Regions from separate parts of the Homo sapiens genome. Here region 2 is linked to region 1. The links are chromatin loops, found by intact Hi-C in ENCODE. Cell type or tissue: mammary epithelial cell. All regions are shown on one strand. Links, peaks and the distances in the headings refer to the core of each region. The heading gives the core; the rest is flanking DNA.

What was found. A loop is a pair of places that touch in the nucleus more often than their neighbours do. Peaks named below come from ENCODE experiments on the same cell type or tissue, not always from the same donor. Only the 100,000 strongest peaks of a DNase experiment are listed, where the experiment ranks them.
Region 2: it touches region 1 in a loop (8-fold over the local background); 2 of 110 quality-filtered maps call a loop at or near these places.

What each region holds. Positions count from the first base shown.
Region 1 is chr2:67,345,691-67,348,523 of GRCh38, forward strand. No RefSeq gene overlaps it. Among named protein-coding and RNA genes, the nearest start is that of ETAA1, 50 kb to the right of the region's middle. In mammary epithelial cell, for the core only: no CTCF peak of the experiment used is centred there; DNase peaks (open chromatin) are centred at 1,221 and 1,481; H3K27ac peaks cover 464 bases.
Region 2 is chr2:67,289,232-67,292,064 of GRCh38, forward strand. LINC01828 (long intergenic non-protein coding RNA 1828) reads left to right here. Exons shown (of 5, transcript NR_110564.1): 5 at 1-13. Among named protein-coding and RNA genes, the nearest start is that of LINC01829, 75 kb to the left of the region's middle. In mammary epithelial cell, for the core only: no CTCF peak of the experiment used is centred there; DNase peaks (open chromatin) are centred at 880 and 1,520; H3K27ac peaks cover 2,500 bases.

The sequences.
Region 1 (2,833 bases), core at 240-2,739:
GGCTCTGTCACCCAGGCTGGAGTGCAGTTGCGGGATCTTGGCTCACTGCAACCTCCACCTCCCAGGTTCAAGCAATTCTCCTGCCTCAGCCTCCTAAGTAACTGGGATTACAGGCATGCACCACCATGCCTGGCTAATTTTGTATTTTTAGTAGAGACAGGGTTTCACCATGTTGGTCAGGCTGGTCTCAAACTCCTGACCTCATGATCCGCCTGCCTTGGCCTCCCAAAGTGCAGGGATTACAGACGTGAGCCACCACGCCTGGCCAATACTAACACATCTTAAAGAAATTGCTGCATATAAATTCTACATAAAAGAAACCATTTTGCTGGCAAAAAAAAAAAAAAAAATCTCACTATTGCAAGGCAACACTGAAGACAAAACAAAGCTGGTGAAGAATATGTCAATGCTATCAGATTCTTTCCTGCAGAGATATAGATATAGTATAGTGAGATTATTCAGCTCTTAACTAGAGATTTCTATTTCTTTTTTTGTAGGAAGCTGAATAATGCCCTCCAAACCATAAAGATGTCCATAACCTAATTTCCAGAATCTACAAATGTGCTTTGTTACATGGCAAGGGAAAATTAAGGCTGCAGATCAAATTAATGTTGCTAATCAGCCAACCTTATAATAAGATTATCCTAAATGATCTGGGTGAGCCCAGTAGAATCTCAAGGGTCCTTATAAGCGGAAATGAAATAGCAGTGTGAGACAGATTTGGCCTAATGTTGTTGGCTTCAAAGATGGAAGAATGGAGCCATGACCCAAGGAATGCAGGAAGCCTCTAGATGCTGCAAAAGGCATGGAACAAATTCTCCCCTACAGCCTCAGGGGGAATGCAGCCCTGCCAACCTCTTGATTTTAGCCCAGTGAGACCCATGTTGGACTCCTTTCCTCCAAAGCTGTAAGATAATAAATTGTGTTGTTTTAAGACACTACGTTTATGGTGATTTGTTACAGGAGCAAGAGGAATCTAATACACATCCACATAGAACAACACAAAGTGTCATGACTAGAGGCACTGCCTGTGGTGACCCAGCTCCACCTATAAAATGTCAGGCACTGGTAGCAGGGAAGTAGCAGCTTTATGTTCAGAAATCTGGCTCTTCTAATTACTCAGATGCAAGAATTCCAAAGGAATAGCTAGAACATACTTTGAGCAATGCTAATATACAGTCATGTATTGCCTAATGAAAGGGATACCTTCTGAGAAATGTGTCATTAGGCGATTCCATTGTGTGAACATCATAGCATGTACTTACACAAACCTCGATGGTATAGCCTACTATACACCTATGATATGTGGTATAGCCTATTGCTCCTAGGCCACAAACCTATGCAGCACATTACTGTACTGAATACTGCAAGCCATGGTACCACAATGGTAAGTATTTGTGCATCTAAACATATCTAAACATAGACAAGGTACAGTAAAATACCATATCGAAGATTTAAAATGGTACACCTGTGCAGGGCAATTACCATGAAAGGAGCTTGCAAGACAGGAAGTTGCTCTGGGTGAGTCAGTGAGTGGTGAGTGAATGTGAAGCCCTAGAACATTACTGTACACTATAATAGACTTTATAAACACTGGATACTTAGGCTACAACAAGTTTATTTAAAAATTTTGTTCTTTCTTTAATAACAAACTAACCTTAGATGACGGAAACATTTTTATTTTATAAACCTTTTAAACTTTTTAACTCTTTTGACTCTTTTCTAAAAATATTTAGTTTAAAATACAAACACATTGTACAGCTTTGCAAAATTTTTTTCTTTATGTATATCCTTACTCTTGAAGATATTTTTCTTTCTTTTTTTTACTTTTTAAACTTTGTAATTAAAATCTAAGACACACACACACATGCACACACATTAACCTAGGCCTCCACAGGGTCAAGATCATCAATATCACTGTCTTCCACCTCTACATCTTGTCTCACTGGAAAGTCTCCAGGGGCAGTAACATGCATGGAGCTGTCATCTCCTATGATAACAATGCCTCCTTCTGGAATACCTCCTGAAAAACCTGCCTATGGCTGTTTTACAGCTAACTTTTTTCATATATACAAATAGAAGGAGTATACTCTAAAATAATGATAAGAAATATAATATAGTAAACACATAAGCCAGTAACAGTACTTTATTATCATTATCAAGCATTATATACTGTATATAATTGTATGTGCTAGACTTACACTACTGGCAGTGCAGTAGGTTTGTTTATATCAGTATCACAACAAATGTGAGTAATGTGTTATCCTATGGTATTAGGATGGCGACAATGTCACTTAGGTGATAGGAATTTTCAGCTCCACTATAATCTTATGAGACCATCTTCCTACATGCAGTCTGCTACTGACCAAAATGTTGTTACACAGTGCACTGTAATTTTAAATGATAATATTCATACAAATAATGTAAACGAGCAAATGAGATAGTTCATATAAAGTACTAAACAGAAACACATATCAATAAATGCTAGCTGTGATTTATTTTTAAATCACTAGCTACTATTTCTTGAATAGGTGTAGTGCTACATACATTTTCTATAAACCTTATAATAATTTTGCAAGGTCAATATCTTCATCTTACAGATGAGAAAATGAAAGAGTAGAAAGATGAAGAAATTTCCCAAGGTTACACAGGTCATAAATCAGTTTTGGAATTAATGTATAATTTTGTAGTGATTCTATTAAGGGATAAAACTGATTCATTGTATAACTTTTAGTATGTTCATTTTAAAAAAAATCAGTCACAGATGCTCCAGATTTCAGTGAATTTAAACTCTAAAGTGGACATATTAGCTGAAGCATCGAAGAGTGATCAC
Region 2 (2,833 bases), core at 37-2,536, 57 kb before region 1:
TGAGAAACAACAAGACAATTTGGCCTCTACAATTTGTTTAGTTTTGACTAAGTATTTGCCTTGGAAGAAGTATGTGTACAATACTCATTTTTAAAAGATGCAACAGTCACCTCGTTACTTGGAGTTTTACTTGAGACTTGAATGGACTGAAACCACCTGGTCACCACTAGAAGCTACATCAAGGAAAAGAAAGGTAGGTCCATTCTGTCCTTGACATTTCATTTTAGCTTAGTCACTTTGTATTGAGGCTTTGCCACCTCCCCAGGAGGCTGGAGATTTTCTATTGCCTAACACTGGAAAATAGGTTTATGAGATATATTAGAAAATGTTTATGATGCCTTATAAGCTTGCCCGTTTGAGTTATTTGCTCTGTTCTGTTGTACCATCCCCATCCAGTGTCCTTGGCTATTTCTCAGGAGCTGTAGCCCATCTCACCTTCCACCTTTAGCTGGTATAGATTTCATTCATTGAAAAAGATGTTAGTGCCCCGTAATGAAGTAATAGATTAAGGCAGCCTTCATGCATTGCTGCCAAAATCATTAGGTGAAAGGTTGATGGGAGATTTTATGATGGGTGGTGATATGGTTTCACTTCATCCCTGCCCAAATCTCATCTTGAATTGTAGTTCCCATATCCCTGCATGGGAGGGATTAGGTGGAGATAATTGAATCATGGGAGCAGTTTCCCCCATCCTGCTCTCATGATAGTGAGTCAGTTCTCATGAAATCTGATGGTTTTATAAGGGGCTTCCCCCTTCTCTGGGCACTCATTCTCCTGCCACCCTATGAAGAAGTGCTTTCTGCCATGATTATAAGTTTCCTGAGGCCTTCCCAGCCATGTGGAACTGTGAGTCAACTAAACCTCTTTTCTTTATAAATTACCCAGTCTTGGGAATTCCTTCATAGCAATGTGAGAATGGACTAATACAGGTGACTAATACTGGGAAGCTACACACTGATTAACCCAATATTACGTGCTTTGGATATTATGCAATAGGAAGGACACAGCACCTCTAATGGAGTCTTATTGACTATAAATTTGAATCATAATCTAATCAAGTCTCTAGATCTAACTAGTGTGCAAGAAATACAGGAAATAGAGAAACAAGTTAAACCATTCTATGAGGTAGTGATTAACTAAATGCATTCCTCAGAATAAAAATAACAGAGTAGTCAAGTTAAATGTGGAGGAGGAAGGCACTTATAGAATAAAAGAAAATTCAGAGAAATAATAATCAAATGCAATCATGTCATATGATTCATAGAGTTAAGCAAAACTGGACATTTTAGTCATCGAAGTGGCCACAAATCTGTATGTCCAGGCAACATTTCTTATCATAGTTTCTCTCCAGAAGACATGTCATATCTAGTTCTATTTAGAATTCTGCTTCCTCTCCTTTTATGATCTCTTAGCTAAAATCCTGACTGTCATTGGGTGATGACTGAATCTTTGTTATTAAAACACCTCTTGTGACTAATAAAATAAGCATGGGCAATAGCATACTTCAATGCTTCAATCTTGGAGAAAATGCTGTAGAACTGGCTTGCTAACACAGTTTCCAAGGAAATTAAAAAATGCCTCATAGTATTTTCAAAACTTGGCAACCAAATAAGGGCTTTGAAGATTTTAACACACCACGTCCACACCCACACTATGACTCATTTCAGCCCCCATGTCCAGAGACCCAGCTTTTGGTTGGCATCTGAAACTTGACTTATCACCAAACCGCATGCCCAAGAGTGTACATGTTAGAGATTAGTATTAAATAATTAGCAATCGGACCTTGAGTAGTGCCATTTTGTCTTTCTGCATATGGATTTGATCACTCTCTACCCAAACCCAAGAAACTTGATATTTCATACAAATTATACTCGGAGCATAGCTGCATTCAGCCCACAATTTCTAAGTTGCCTGAGACAGAAATGTATCAGCAAAGAGTCTAATGCATAGCTTAAAATGATTGATTCAAGACTAAATCAGCAACGCTAATTTCTTGCAATGCTAGTTACATATGGTTGCATTAATATTCTCTTCTCAGAAATCCAGCTGAGAATCATTATTTAATGAAAGGCTTACAAATTGCATCCTATTTAACAGCTTTCATTGCAGATTCTTTTGTAGAAATGCAGAAAACATGTAAGTGACCATGTAAATTCTATGTTGCATTTGCAATGTGCTGGGTAATTTTCTTGATGTATACATAAAATATAAATGTATATGTGTGTATAATGCATTTATATGTATGTATTTTATATGTATACCTATATATGATACCTATACATTACCTATTACATAATTACATATAATATTTTATATAGAATATATTATATATATGTCAAGAGATTATTCTGATTGGTGATTTCTAAATTAACAAATTTAAAGGATAGATTAAAAGACAGGGATTAGAATTTGAGTTTTCATTATCAAACTACCCTAGGTTTGAACACTAGCTACATAATTCATTAAATGTATGTCCTTAACCAATTTTATTCTCTAATGTTTAGTTTCCTCATCTTTAAAATAACAATAATAATATCTACTTCCCAGAGTGTTGCTATAAAGATGAAATGAAAACAAATCAAGTAAAGTATCTCACACAGGACAAGAGCTCAATAAACATTAGCTCTGTTTCTAATGTAAAAACAACAAAAAGAAGATTTATAGCTTGTTACAGAATAAATTGCAGTGTTTATGAATTTGTAGTTATTGAAGAGTTCAGCCTAAGTAGGGAGATGAACCAAAGACCTGTGGGTAGTCTGGAGACAGATTGGAAAGGAAAAAAGTTTATAAAGGCATTCATGTTTAAGCAGTAAATATGTTAGAGTTTTTCTTT